2 separate regions of the Homo sapiens genome follow, and region 1 is linked to region 2. A link is a loop called in an ENCODE intact Hi-C map of the cell type or tissue named here. Cell type or tissue: sigmoid colon. All regions are shown on one strand.

What was found. A loop is a pair of places that touch in the nucleus more often than their neighbours do. Peaks named below come from ENCODE experiments on the same cell type or tissue, not always from the same donor. Only the 100,000 strongest peaks of a DNase experiment are listed, where the experiment ranks them.
Region 1: it touches region 2 in a loop (3-fold over the local background); 2 of 110 quality-filtered maps call a loop at or near these places.

Annotation. Positions count from the first base shown.
Region 1 is chr6:93,563,832-93,571,831 of GRCh38, reverse strand. The region is part of intron 3 of LOC105377899 (a long non-coding RNA gene); the gene reads right to left. Among named protein-coding and RNA genes, the nearest start is that of TSG1, 140 kb to the left of the region's middle. In sigmoid colon, no CTCF peak of the experiment used is centred here; no DNase peak of the experiment used is centred here.
Region 2 is chr6:93,414,123-93,422,122 of GRCh38, reverse strand. It overlaps EPHA7 (EPH receptor A7), which reads left to right and starts at 2,564. Exons shown (of 17, transcript NM_004440.4): 1 at 2,564-2,878; 2 at 7,356-7,420. The coding sequence starts at 2,782. RefSeq lists a silencer at 2,317-2,516. In sigmoid colon, a CTCF peak has its summit at 3,768; DNase peaks (open chromatin) are centred at 2,412, 3,092, 3,482, 4,962 and 1 weaker place; H3K4me3 peaks cover 8,000 bases; H3K27ac peaks cover 637 bases; H3K27me3 peaks cover 2,171 bases.

The DNA.
Region 1 (8,000 bases), 150 kb before region 2:
GCTTTGGCAAAAATCCTTATGATTCTCACAATGTCAAATTGTTTTGGAAACATGCTCATTGTAAGATAAAAAAATTAGTAGACACAAAAGGACAAAAATGTCTGGAATTTTAAAGATTCATTGATTCATTCATTAAGTCAATAAGTATTTACTGGTATTTACTACATATTCAATGATTGTGCAAAGTGCTAGAAATTCAAACACAAATCTATTTACCAGATCCCAGCCCTGAAAATGCCCTTCTAAATGCTGCACTTCTACAAAGCACTCTTTCGTCATATGCTTGAGCAAGATCTGGAAGAAACAGACATGTAAACACAGTGAGACTGTGCAATGTGGGATAATATTCAGTAGGAGTCTGCAAAGAACATTTATGGCAAAAAGAGAAGATTTACATCAACTGCTTAAATAAACATATAAACTAAAGTAATTTTGTCATACTTTTAAATTTTCTGTATCCCCTACCATGGTTCTTCTTAGTTCATTTACTGAGGAAATATTTAATTCCTTACTGTTGCTATGCAATAGTGAAGAAAGCCCTGTGCTCATGGAGTTTTCAATTTAGCAGCGAAAACAAACTTTGACCAGGAATCGCAAGGGTGCCGCATGTTATAGAGGAGAAGAGGTGAGTCATTGGAACATAATAGATAGTCTTCACTTTGCTAGGCTTCCAGGAATAAGTGGAGAATGAACAGTGACTTCACAGAGTAACATGCCAGTTTCTTGACCACCATAATGGGCATTTTTATAAGCCTACCTGTTATTTGCTGGAGGGAAAATGATCAACATGATTCACATTTTAATTCTCTTTTAGGACAAGACATTATATTATTGAGAACTAAGTGTATTTACTGTTTGATTTCATTGGTTAATGTGTAATAACACATTTCTCTTGCTGATTATCTATATTACCATAAATGCTTATGGCAACAAAAAACAAAGGAACCAAAACGTTAATGGATATGAGGACATTCAGTTTTTTCTATAACATGTTCTCCAAAGCAATGACATGGTAAATAATTTGACATTACAACACAAGAAATCCACACATACTGCTTCATTTTATGTAGATGTGCTTGGGAATAAGTAGATGTACACATTTATTCAGGTCTCCAACATACTATCAGGATAACGTATTTTGGCAGCAAAGTACTGCATTGCTCACATTTTACCATTTCCATTAAACCAGAACTCTATGTATAAATTTGGATACATTTATCTTCTATTTGTTAAATTATTTATTGCATAGCACATGTCCTCTCTGTATCTGATTTTGTTGTTGTTGTTGTTGTTGTTGTTGTTGTTGTTGCAGATAAATCTGCTTCACTGGAAGATTACCTGTTACTGTGTGTTTGTTTATTCTCCCTTTACGTTTCACACAAGAACCCTAGCTCAGTGTCTGTTCTGTAGTCAGTACTTAATATATTTTTTGGTGGGTTAAATGGAATGTAATGGGTTTGAGTAAAACGTCTATCAAGTCAATCATACAAACACTTTTGAAGTAATAAATCCCAGAAAAAATGCCTGAATACTGAACAGAAGGTCCACAATTGTATAAATATCCTAACCATGATTATGATTATTTTTCTATAGTATATGGGGACATGAAAAATCAAAATATCTAAATTATTAATTTTGGCTGCTTTTTCCAACCAATCTCTTAATTAGAACTAGTAGCTAACAGTCTGATTTGAGAATTACTTTCCTCTAACTAATTTATGTTATAAAGGGAACAACATCAGTGGAATGATTAAATACTGAAGAAACAAAAGACCTAGAGAGCCCATAGATGACAAGCTCTGAATTATCAAGATTATCTTTCTAATTGCAGCCCAATTATAACAGATTGGAATGTTGCTATGTCAAAAAGAGACTTATAACCCAGATATCTCAATACCAAATAGATATAAAGAACACACACTCTCCACAAGGAAGATGTTTATTAATACAGGTTTACAGCTTGTGGAAAACGTCTTGGTAACCAGCATTAGTCTATAGGCAATAGCTTTCTAGAAGGAATTCCTAGAAGGAATAGGAATTCAAAAAATAATTCCAGACTGAAAAGGACACTAAATGTGATGAAGAGGTCATTGGGCAGAGATCAAAGGAGGTCTGCAGCTGTTCCATTCTGGTTGTCTTGGTGTGCTCTTTGATGTCCATAAAACTGTTTGGGCTAAAATCAGCCCTGCAGAGAAAGAGCCACTCCCATTTCCCCCCACCTACTTTTGCCAGCCCCACCTGGGAGTGGAGAATTGGGTAAATACCCAGACATATTGGCTATTTAAACATTTAGAATTACAGGAATATTTTTGCTTTAGATAAGATGTATGGTAGATGATTAAATAGAAAGTGTACAAGAGTTTTTTTTTTATGAATCATCTTTATGGTGAAATAGTCCACATACATATAATCTACCCATGTAAAATGTACAGTTTAATGATTTTTATTACATGCACAGATATGTGCAAATATCAGCCAAGAAATTTTAAACAATTTGCAAATATCATCACAAGAAATTTTTAACAATTTTTATCACCACCAAGAGAAAGCCTGTACCCTCTAGCCATTGCCCTTCAGCTTCTTCCCCCACCTTCTCCCCAGGCCTAATCAAACCTAACATACTTTCGGTCTTCATAGATTTATCTATTCTGGACATTTTATACAAGTAGAATTACATAACATGCGGTATTTTTTGAGTGGCTTATTAACAGAATGTTGAGTATTTTTTTATTTCTAGGTTAATTTTCTTTTTAGTCCCTCCACTCTATTTTTTATGAGTGGGAATCTCAGATTTTCAGAAATGAATCTGGTCATTCCTTCATGTGTAGTATCTTATACCATCAAAATGTTCTAATCTCTGTATACCTTTATATGTATTCTTAGAAAGTATGAGGTTACTATTGAAATAAAAAAATTAGCCACTAGGAATGCTACCTTTTATGATGTCATGCTTTGTCTCACTAACATCTTTATTATCTTGCTAAAATTTTTATTTTAAGCCTAGCAATTATTTCGTTTAGACACATTTCTTTTGGTTACGGTCCCTGAAATAAAAAAGGTTTAATTGTAAGAGGAAAAAAGTACCTACATGTGCACAGAGATTTAAGCATAAATAAAAATCTCTATCCTCATACTCTAGTTGGGCACACATTTCCTACATCTTTCACTATGGCAACAGTGCTGGCTGGCTCACTCAGGCCAAAGTGACACAAGTCTGGTATCCACTGGTGCATTTTCATAGCCAAAATGAAATTGAAAGTAATTATTGCATAACCTAAGAAATCCCTCTCCCACAATTCCTTTAACTACTTAGCTAATAGGTTTTCTGTCTGAAACATCCCAATTAGTTATAACACTTCACACTTCAGCCTGGCTGTGGAGGCTTGCCAGTACAATGATGTTAGTCTGTCCTCTGTGCAGGCAAATATCTCCACAGCAAGGAATGTGCTTTCTGAAGAATGACTATCCCAGGTACCTTAGAACATACCAAAGACAATCCAAACAACAGCATTGCAAAGTGGGTCTGTTTTATTTCATTTTAAAAGCCAAAGAGACTCAGCACCACGAAGCTAACCTGTTTCCTTAACTGGGAAATTTCACTTAATCTCTGTGACACAGAAGAAAATAATATTTAGAAAGTATCTCAATGGAAGCAATGAAGATCCCCAATATAGATCATATAGGAAAAAGCTTACCCACATGACCAAGTTTGTAGTTTATTCTGAAACTTACCCTATATCTGCATTTATACTTTATAAGCAAAGTCTGGTTGACAGGATAGATAATGCACTAACCAATAGAAAACAAAAACAGTATTTGCTTTTGTATTGAAGATTCAAGATTAAAAAAATAAACATTTTAAATATGTCTTTTTTCACCTTTATTATAATTCAAGAGTACTTCATGTTCAATTGTAAATATCGATTTGGGACATAATTTTTGGACCAACTCTTGTTTCTGAAATTTAAAAAAGAAGTTTGCTTCATTTTGTCTAGGGTTTTGTTTTGTTTTATTTTCCTCAATAAGAAAGAAGAAACTGTAAGGTTAAACATTTCAGCTTTCTTAAAAGCTTTTGATGCACTTGATTTCCTTTCAAGGTCTCATTTTCATATGTCATTTTAGGGATAGGAAAAATAATTGTGATTATGGCAATTGTAAATGGAAAGAAATGGAAGGAAAAAAAGACTGTATTAATACCTCATAAGCAAAGCACAAGGTCTTGTTTACATAAGATTTTTATGAAATATTCCTGCAATGCCTAATCATTCCAGGCAGAAGTACCTATAGGGTAGCCAGCAGAGGGGATATAGGGACCAGGGGCATATTTCATCACTGGGAGAGCCACCATGAGTTATGCCTGTCTCGTCTGTTCTTGGTTTCAAGGGGAGCCTTGGCACAGAGCTGGCCCTGGAGATAGTATTGTGGTGGCGACATAATAAACACTGTCGCCCGTAGGTTCAATAACTCAAGTGGGAAACAGCTGGGTGACTATGCCCAGGGCATTCTCTTTTCCTGTCCAGTTAATCTGTCCCTGTAGGGATGGAGGAGAAAGACACTGAGAATGAGATCACAGGAAAAGTTCAGAGAGGCCTAAAGAGCAGTGGGGCCAAGCAGCACTGCAGCCCAGGGATGCAAACTTCCCCAGCTGTCGGTTTGGACACCACACACTAATTTTAAAGCAGAAAGATAAGCCTTAGCAAGTTGTGTGCCTTCCCCAAGTAAATTTATTTCAAAGCTCTAGCCTCATTTGTACAAAAAGAGACAAATAAAAACTTACGTTTGTTATTCACTTCTAATAAGGAGAAAAATTTGCAAAAAGTGTGATTATTTTGATCCTCTCGTACTCTAATGCATGAGTTTCTCCACATGTAATATGAATGGTCATTCCTATATGGATCATAGCCATAGGTCTGTTTTTAAAATTACATATTGTAGTAAAGGTTTAACCTTAGTTTCTAATTCTGTCCAAAGGCAACATGTTGTTTTGTTTGTTTTGATGAGGTTCCTTAAAATGTTCAAACCATAAAACAAAATTATTCTAGATGGATGGAAACTAAACCACAATGTTTTAGTGAAATGAAAATCATCACCCTATTCCCAATCACTTAAGTAGATTAGGTAACAAGTTAAAGAGCCTACGATTTTTTAGGACTGGTAGACATATCTGTTAACGAACCTTATTTGCATCTTTACTCTCATGCATCTCCACTTCTGAACCTCTAAAATCACAGGTCACAGTACTTGCTACAGTTGCGGGGGTATCATTCTTTCTTCTAGGTTAGCAATACAGACAGTATGTTAATCTCTGGGAAACGCATTCAGCAGAACATCAGTCATCAAAAATGTATTCAACACTTACGTGCTCAGCACTTGATGTTCCAGTTAGAATAAACTCTGTACCATTCCTCCCACATGTGATTATTTTAGTCTTGATTTCTTTGATCATAACAATCTCTCTGCTCACATTGCTTTCCCCACGTTACTTAACTACACGTATCTCCGTTCAAATTTTGCCCATTCTTCAAGGCACGGTTCAAATGCTTCTTCATTTGGAAACTATGTATTATTTCTTTCAGTGAAAGGTGACTTCACTCTTTTTTTTTTTTTTTTTTTTTTTTTTGAGACGAAGTCTCGCTCTGTCGCCCAGGCTGGAGTGCAGTGGCGCGATCTTGGCTCCCTGCAAGCTCCGCCTCCCGGGTTCACGCCATTCTCCTGTCTCAGTCTCCCCAGTAGCTGGCACTACAGGTGCCCGCCACCATGCAAGGCTAATTTTTTTTGTATTTTCAGTAGAGACGGGGTTTCACTGTGTTAGCCAGGATGGTCGCGATCTCCTGACCTCGTGGTCCGCCCGCCTTGGCCTCCCAAAGTGCTGGGATTACAGGCGTGAGCCACCGCGCCCGGCCGACTTCACTCTTTAATGTTTCATACAACCTTATTGGTACCCAGGAACAGTTACGTAATTTGTGGGTTCCAGGACAAAATGAAAATGAAATGCCCCTTGTTCAAAATGTAGTAAGAATTTCCATCTCACACCAGGTAGAATGGCGATCATTAAAAATTCAAGAAACAACAGATGCTGGAGACGATGTGGAGAAATAGGAAAGCTTTTACACTGGCGGTGGGAGTGTAAATTAGTTCAACCATTGTGGAAGACAGTGTGGCGATTCCTCAAGGATCTAGAACCAGAAATACCATTTGACCCAGCAATCCCATACTGGGTATATACCCCAAGGAGTATAAATTATTCTGCTACAAAGACACAGGCACACATGTTTATTGCAGCACTATTCATAATAGCAAAGACTTGGAACCAACCAAAATGCCCATCAGTGATAGGCTGGATAAAGAAAATGTGGCACATATACACCATGGAATACTAAGCAGCCATAAAAGGGATGAGTTCATGTCTTTTGCAGGGACATGGATGAAGCTGGAAACCATCATTCCCAGCAAACTAACACAGGAACAAAAAATCAAACACCACATGTTCTCACTCATAAGTGGGAGTTGAACAAGGAGAACACATGGACACAGGCAGGGGAACATCACACACCCAGCCTGTTGTGGGGTGGGGGGGCAAGGGGAGGGATAGCATTAGGAGAAATACCTAATGTAGATGACAGGTTGATGTGTGCAGCAAACCACCATGGCACGTGTATACCTCTGTAACAAACCTGCACATTCTGCACATGTATCCCAGAACTTAAAGTATAATTAAGAAAAATCAATTTCCAGACAACAACAGCAGAGCATTAAACCAAATGTAGGCCCTTCTAAGCACACGGCCCTGTGAGACTGCACACGTCATATGCTCATGAAGCCAGCCCTGTCTACACCTCCTCAATGTACTAATTGCTATTAATTTTATTAATGCATGAGCTATTTTTACACATGGGTTGACTTTTCTCTTCGAATATAGTGTAGGCTCCTTGAGAACAGTGTCTGCATGTATTCCACAGTAGCAAAGAGAGTCTTACAAAATGTCAGATATTCTAAACTCTTGCTACTAAAATATAGTCCATGGACTGATTTCACCTGGGAATTTATTAGAAATGCAGAATCTCAAACTCCACCCGAAACCAACTGAATCAAATCCACATTTCACAAGATCTGCATGTAATCTGTATGCACATTCAAGTTTGAGAAGCATCATTAAACGAGCAAATGAATAGCCCTCTAAAACAAAAGTCACCATTAGGTGAGAAATTCATGCATTGGGGTATTATGTATTATTCCATCAAACTCTAATGGAAAGGTAATTTCTGCTTTTCTCAACAAGAGGGAAGTATCAGATTAAGACATTTTATTCCTCTTTTCAGATTTCAATTCAATCCCTCCCAATTTTTCTTTTCTTTGAGAAAAGGATTACTTTTCTCACTAATGATGTATAGAAGAGCCAGGTAGCTGCTGGACACATTTTACCAGAAAATATGCCATGTAAAAGATAGGTATAGGAATACAGATCTGTAAATTTCTCTCTCTCTCTCTCTCCCGCCTCTATTTCTCTTTTCTCTGTACTCTAATTTGCATATTGTTGCATATTGCTAATAAACAGTGAAATAATTCTGTCGGTGTGGCATAAGTGAAAGAAGAAAAACTGGCATATGGATTGACATCACTCAGCTTTCATCAGAAAATTCAAAAGGTGTCATAACAATTATAATGGTCTGCCTTTAATTCTCTCATTGGTTCCTATTTGAACTTTCCATATTAACACTAATCCCGAGCAGCTAACAAAGTGGTTATCTGGCAAGGTGGAATATTTTGGGAAATTCTCAAAAAATTTCAGCTCTCAATTTCAAATATACAGGAATGTACAAGTAGATTACTCTCTCAAAATGGCAACCCTGTGATTTGAGATTTAAAGGAAAGAAAAATAAGTAGAAAATGTGATATAAAATTATCAATTTCACCATATTAAGAATGATACTAAATAATTTAAATTCACCAATTTAGGAAAAAGTCCACTAAAGAAAGAGTTATTTCAATAATGCCAAAAA
Region 2 (8,000 bases):
AATTGATTAGAAATAATATGCTTAAATCATAAAATGAAGCTAAAATAAATTGTAATGGTGTGAGGAAGTTCACCATTATGTTATTTTAAAATGAGAAAGTTTTGTATACTGATAATTTTTATGTCAGTGGCTTCATGTACAAATAGGTCTATATGCTTTATCATTAGTCAAATACAGTCGAGTGTAAATTTATATATTAATCATATACTGTATGCTGAACACTGTCTTCTTGACTGTCATTTATTTTTATTTAAATGCTCCGAATTCTTTGTCAATATATCTAGATACTACAAAAGAAAGAAGAGAAGTTTGAAAAACCTAAAAATCAGTATCACTGTGCAGCTATGCAGGGAGAACTGTCAGCAGCCTGGCACATGTGCATTTAATGTGAAGCTTCTTGTCTCTAAAAATAAGAGTAAAGTTACACATGCCCCTGTGTCTGACAGAGAGAAGGGACACAAAAAGAGGACTCACTATACCACCTACACTCATCAGAGGAGTGAAGGATGTTACTTCTTTGGTTTCCTGGTTTTAATGGAAAAGTATTTGTATTCACATCATTGAGTATTAGTCATTCAATAGATGAAAGGAATATTTTAAACTTTAAAGGCCACCTTGGTGTCATTTTAAGAAGTGGGGATGAGACCCTGGGGAAAGTGTTGAAATCCTGGAGAATTCGTTTTAACTATTAGAAGTGGTTTAATATTTGTAAGTTTGTAGTTCTGTGAGTTCTAAAGACTAAGTGCAGGGATTTATGTTTTTAACTCTTATGTTTTAGTTTACAAGTTTCATCCTTAAATCATCTATTTGTGTAAATAAAGCTTCATCTCCTCTATAACAAGTGTGTTCTCCCCATATTTTTTTTTGTCTCTTTCTAAGGTTAATCTATTACGCATTTACATTTTCTATGCATCCTTTAAGGGACACTGAAGATGCTTTTTGATACACTTTCTAAAATATTAAATAGGCATAATGGCTAGGAATATGTAACATTGAAGAAATGTTTCAGAAACTACAGAATCAAAGAGGTTTAAAGAATAAATTTCATATCTCTCTTCCATGTTATTTTATTAGGCAAATAAAAACTACAGGAGACAATTTAACATAAAATACAAATAAATATCTGGGGGTTGTCATCTTAGAGAACTCCCTACTATAAAAAGCAGAAACAACTCAATTTACTTTATATTTCCAGATAGAAAGGTTGGAAAAAGTTTGGAGCCTTATGTGAGATCAAACTTTGGATCTATCGGAAATAAAAGGAAATCATAAATGACTGAGAAATATTTTTAAAGGAAGAAATTATAGGACAAAAAAAGAAATTCATCTTAAACATGTGATCAAGTTACTCTGTGTGACCTTTGAAATTGAAGATTTGGCAATTAAAATTTTAAAGTTCTTCCTCTTATTACCTACCTCTTGAATACAAAGTGTCCGAAACTGCCTAATGGAAAACAGATTTCTCTACGCAGCCTTCCTTGCCGTTCGGGTTGAATGAATTCAACTGGAGATATTGGTTATGACTTTTTTTATTCTTAGTTTCTCTTTGAAAGATAAGCATTGAATAATTCCTGAAAATGGTAAATACTTGCGAAGAGAAAGGTCTTGCTTTATGAATTTAATACGTAGTGGCATTCTTTAAAATTCAGTGTAATTTATGCAGCGAAATGGAAAACTATCAAAGTGGAGGCAATCCAAGGAAAACCTTAGAAAATGATAAACGCGTAAAAAAACGATACGCAACCATCAGAAGGTTCTCTCCTAATGTCTCACTTCGCTCAACAAACTATGGTGAAAAGACAGGGCGGAGGAGAAGGGGCGCTTAAAACAAAAGACTTCCTTTCCCACTCCCTTTTCCTCTGTTTCTTTTGCCAGAGCTTGTTGCAAACTCTTGGAAACATTGTTTAAACATAATACACTTGGTTACTTTATTCTTTCAGGGATTGTGGTGGGTGGTACCTAAAACTGACGGCTCTTGGAGTAACAGAAAAAGAGAAGTAGAAACTTTTCAAAAAGGCAAAAAACAAAGTTACCCAGCCCGCGGAGGTTCTAACAACAAAAAAGTAAAACACACTTTACTTAAAGGCACAGCTCATTTCACTGTCCGGGCTCCGTGCTTGGTAGCTGAGAGAAGGCTTGCTTCGCCTCTGGTTTCTAAAAGATCGCGCGGAGTACAGCTATAGAAAAGAGTGTAAGTTGGGAGCGTTATTCTCGGATTTATTCTGCTACGCGAAAGCTGCGGTTGCTAAAAGCAGAGCGTCCAAAGCAGCACACACCTCGGCTACCATCCTCGTTCTCCTCTGAACATCCAGCGCGAGCTCAGAACCTGGAGGGAATCCTGGACCAGCAACCTGACTCCGCTCGGCACCGATTGGCTCCTGCCTCGGACCCCGCCCCCGTGGCCGGGGCGGCCATTTCGCCGGGACCCGCCCCTTGGCCCTGGGAATCGCCTCCTGGCAGGCCGGCTGTGCCTGCCACTCAGCCCGAGTGGCGGAGGCTCTCAGCTCGGAGCCCCGCCCCCTCCCCCCCTAATTGATATTATTGGAGTGTGGAGCAAGCGGCCGGTCTGCAGTCGGAGACTTGCAGGCAGCAAACACGGTGCGAGCGAACAGGAGTGGGGGGGAAATTAAAAAAAGCTAAACGTGGAGCAGCCGATCGGGGACCGAGAAGGGGAATCGATGCAAGGAGCACAATAAAACAAAAGCTACTTCGGAACAAACAGCATTTAAAAATCCACGACTCAAGATAACTGAAACCTAAAATAAAACCTGCTCATGCACCATGGTTTTTCAAACTCGGTACCCTTCATGGATTATTTTATGCTACATCTGGCTGCTCCGCTTTGCACACACAGGGGAGGCGCAGGCTGCGAAGGAAGGTAAGGTGATGGGAAAGCAAAGTTTGTTCTGACTTATTTATTTAGATGTCTACCTGCACAAGCCAGCTCGTCCGCGGCGCTGCCGGCCGCGCCTCCGGCGCCGGGCGACCCTCCCCCGCCGGCTCCCCGCCCCCTCACCGCTGAGGCCGCTCCTGGCGGACCAGCGAGCGCGAACCAGGGCTGTTCCGAGCCGCCTACAGCCCTGTGCCCGGAGCCGTCCATCCGACGGGTGCGGGATTTCTGGCGCGGGCAGTCTGGAGGGCGTGAGCAGCAACGGGGGTGGGGTGGGGTTGGAGGAACTGCCGGCGAGCTTATTTCTTAGTACCTCAGGCGGGTCACATCTCTCTCTAGCTCGGTCTTCCTTGTCTCCTTATTCGCCTTCTGTGGGAGCTGCGGCCAGAGTTGGGTTGGAGACTGGGAAATGCAGCCCCTACCGTCTCCGCCAGCCCGCCGGCGAGTGGCGGGAGCCCGGAGCCTTCCCAGAGGGACCGAGACTTCGATGAGCTCGGAAAGCTCGGGTTACTAATGAAGTGCTCACTGCGTCGGAGGCGGCGGCGCGGTCCTGCGGTTGGCGCTCGGCCGCCAGCACGGAACAATAACGCCGCGGAGGTGAAGCGCGGCGTGCGGCGCGCGACCCGAGGGCCGGGGATGTCTCCATTCAGCGCGCGCTGCGCGTCGGGCCCAGCGGTCATGGGGGCAGCGGCAGCCCAGCGGGCTTGGTCGGGCCGTGGAGGCAGGGGGCGGGCTGGAGCTGTGCAATTTGTAAGGATGCCGCCTGGGCGACTCAAAGTCCCCAATTATTTGCCCCATAGTGCAGCAATTGAGGAATCCGAGTGCCCAATCCTTGCCAAAGACCTGAACCCTGAGGGTTGGTTCTGGTAGGAGAAGGCAGGTTTTATTTGGCAAGCTGTTACAGATACGCCTGTATATGGTTATGTTTTCCTTCTTTGAACCTTTGACAGAAGGTAAAATACCTTTCGGTGCCTGTAGTTGGAGCTGGGGAAAAATAAACCCTGTCAATGGAAGTCTCTTGCTTTTGAGCAGTGTCACAATCCCATCCCCAACCCCCCTCATCCCGTCGCCCCCCTGGTCTTTCAGGCTGTGTATCTAAGTTTCATTTTTCGATCTGTTAAAAGCAGAAGAGAAATAATTACTTATTCCTGATGTGTAGAGGGAGAGGAATCTGTTATGAAATTTAGGTCATGGTGGTTATCGGGCGGGGTGTTGAGGGGACTTACATATAGGTCCTTGATTCATCTATTTCTGAAAACTTAGTGCACCTTTTCTTTATTCTCATCGTGCACTCCTCTTAGTTCGCTCAAGCCCCCCTCAAACCCGGCGCCAAATTCTAGTCCTTCTTTCAGCCTGACCTTCTGACCCCACTTTCCACATCTGCAACCTGTATAGATGCTGAACCCATTCAGAGAACCCCGTGCCTCCAAGCTGGCGGTTACGCGTTTGCAGAAGGACGGACATCTGCTAGAAACGCACGCTCATCCCCTCCAAAACCACATTTCTACTCCCCTGACGTTAGCGATCAGAAACCTTCAGCCCTGGCATACTGTGATTCCTCTGGAATAGCGGACCAGAGGAAAAGTTTGCACCGCCGCGGCGAAACCCCGCGCGCGAACACACGCAGACTCGGGCTGGAGTTTGGGCTATAAATAACTGCATCACTAGGGGGAGAGGTTCCTGCAGCCAGAATGTCTAGTTCTCTTTGCTCTTCTGGGTGCAAGCTACGTGAAGAGGATTCTGATTCTAAGAGCCTGAATTCTTTAGATGCAGAAGTGTGATGTATAAAAGGCGCGGGGGTGATGGGAGGGAGGGTGGTGATCTGTGGCTGGCGGGCGGCGAGTGCGCCCGGCTTCTAGGCGGCGACGCCTCTAGGGCGCAGCGGCGACCAAGAGCTGGCGTTCTAGGAGTTCACAAGCCCCGAGGCGGCCCGCAGTACCCAAGGGCTAGCGCTGGGAACCGCTTGAAGCAGGTGCCGGGCCTCCTGGGGCATTTGGGGGTGGCTAGAGGAAGATAAGAAACCCCCTTCCCTCACTTTCCTTGTGCACGTTCTCTCGGGTTGGTCAGTTATCATCGCTACAGGGAGCGCGTGTCAGAGTCTGACGCTTGAAGGCAAAGTGCAGCTGCTTACTTTTTCTCTCCGTAAATGCCGCCGCCGCCGCCGCCTCTTCCTCAGAGGAGATGCTTCCCGAAAGCCACTCTCCTCTTCCCGAAAGCCACTCTCCTCTTCCCGACTCCTTCTCGAGCGAGGGCGCCACCGGCTCCCTGGAGTGCCCAGGTCTGGCAGAGGCGTAATGGATGCTTGGCGCGGCTGGCGCGCCCGTCTGGCAGCCCCCGCCCCGCCCCTCCGACGGCCCCGCCCCAGCCCCGGGACGCCAGCCTTTGCCCGCGCGGTCGTTGCCTGGGTCTGTCAGGGCGCGCCCCCAGTCTAGCCCCTCTCCCATCACCTGTTGGCCCACAGGACTCCGGGGCGCGGAGCCCTGGAGTCCTAGGCCTGGCCCCCAGCGTCCGGGTGAGCCGAGGGACTGCGCCTCCGCGGGCGCAAAGGGAGGTCGGCACTCTGCTCCGAGCGGGAAGGGATACGCGCTCTTTTGAGGGTTTAACCAGAGAGCGGACCGAGCAGAAGAGAGACGCACGGATCACTTGAGAGCGGCTTCCGATTAAACGTTCTCGGGCCGGGTTCTGTTTTGTTTTAATTTGTTAGTTTGTTTCTCTCTTAACTTGGCCATCACTGCTGTCTGCTTAGGTCCCTTGCTTCCACCCCCAGGCTGAGCTGAGGGGTAGCAGAATGGCAATAAACAGTAATCTCGCAATGTTTATTTCACTCTCAGAAATGACCCAAGAAGGTCACCTGCATTTAAAATCCTGTTGTCTATATTCAGCACACAAGAAAAATAAAATAAAAATTAAGAAAGCATCTCAAAAAGAGTAGAGTACCTGACCACCCACCTTGTTTCCCTGTGCTTCATGTCTGTTGTTGAGGATAAAAATAAACTTTAAAAATTACTTTTTATATAAATTCGCTAGTCCAACGATTTATCGATGTTACAAGTTGAAATTCAAATTGGCATTTTGAAAGTGTTGTGGGTGTGTTTCTCATTTGAAAGGGAGTCAAATGTTTCTGATCAAGTTTTTTTTTTTCCTGTCAGTCTCCCTGAGAGTCTTAAGTGTAAAACACTAAACAAAGAAACAACAACAACAACAAAACAAAAATCCTGGGTCTCTATATCTATTTTCATTTACAGTGAGTAACTTTGACTAGTGTGAAGGAATTAAACACATAATCAACTGTTCCTTTAAACAGATAATCAGTTGTTCCTTTGTTTTCTTATCATAACACATTTTTGTCTTTCAAATACATATTTTATCCCTAGTGATTGAGTTGTATAATTATTAAAAGTTCATATAAGCATGTATTTTAAGTAAAAATTTTAACATTTTTCTGAGGCTGATGTTAAGCCTATTGACATACTTAAAATTTATTCACTATTATTTCTGGACAAATTGATGCATTTGTCAAAATGGTGTAGAGTCAGATAAATATTTTTAAAGTGCAAAAACTTATGTAACTCTGAAACCAGTTTGACCAAAAGAGTGAGTGCTTTAGAAGAGTAATTGTCCAAAAAAGAAATAAAATATATCAAATAGAAATATTATGTGTATTAATATATAACATTCTAATGCATTCTCATACTGATAGTATCAGGAGCATTTATAACACTTTATATACATTTTAAATTAATCGCATTATGCTTTTTGATAGCATAAAAGTGAAATACAAGTGATTAGAAGTCAGAGTTGATACCATTTTGAGAATTATCTATCACTTTGAAAATTAAGAAATTAAAAAAAATGCTGAAAAAACTGATGCTTGACTAACCTGAATAAAATCTTGCAAATAATAGGCAATTTGGTTTTCTGATAACATTGCTTAACAGTTTTTAACATTTCTGTATTCATTTTAGCTTAACGACACTGTATGTGGAAAGATTTTTTAAAAGATAAACTCCAATTCTCAAAAGACAATAGAAAATACTGCTGGCAGAATGTTACAAATTAATGACTGGATCAAGAGTAATATAGGAATTATACCTTATTATGTTCATGTTATTGTATTTGACAAATTTGAACAGCTCAATGGTTTACAAAACCGTAATATATAATTACTGTGGAATTAATGTATCACATATAAAATTTCTACCCTCATTCTAATATTGCATTTTAAGATTTAATATTGTAATTAAAGCATACCAAATATAATATTGGTGTCTTAATATCTTTTTTCCTTTAAGGAAGTGGAATATACATGTATCAGGAGGGTGTTCATTTCACCATTGATTTACATAAATAACTACAGATCTTAAGTCATATAGTGATAGTTATATGAAAAGATTCACCTTAAAAATGTCTACATGTGTGCGTAAGTGTTTCATGTAACATATGGAAATACAACTTTCTTTTTCAGTACTACTGCTGGATTCTAAAGCACAACAAACAGAGTTGGAGTGGATTTCCTCTCCACCCAATGGGGTAAGTTTTTTTCATCATAAAATATCACTTTTTTAAAATAAGAAACAAAACGTTTCCCTTCCCTCCAGGGTAATTATTCACACTCTTCATGTATAAACTGTTTAATTCCAAATATCTTGTCCAATATTATGTTGCATTTATAATGAGACATTGAGTTCCCTGATTAGAGAGGGTATACTTAGAACTTGGGGAAATGGAAAAAAAACCTCATAGCCATAGTCTTTTGAGTTCTTATTGTGTGGAATCATACCTCAGGGTCCAGGCTGTAAATGCTAACTAATTACAGGGAACATTCCTTTCACAAACTCACTTAAACCTCTTTAGTTGCTTTATATTTCTAGTATAATCACCATGTCAGTGGTATATAATTCTTTAAATCAGTATGTAATCAATCTGTTTTCCTATTTTTAAAAGTTTCAGCATCATTCAAAATGTACTTTAAAATATAACTAAAAATGTACTATGTTCAACATTTTGGTATACAATTTACTATAAAATATTATATAGATTCTCCAAATTTATATTATGTGCTATCCGCTGTTATTAATCAGAAATGATGGCAAAGCCTGCACATATTACA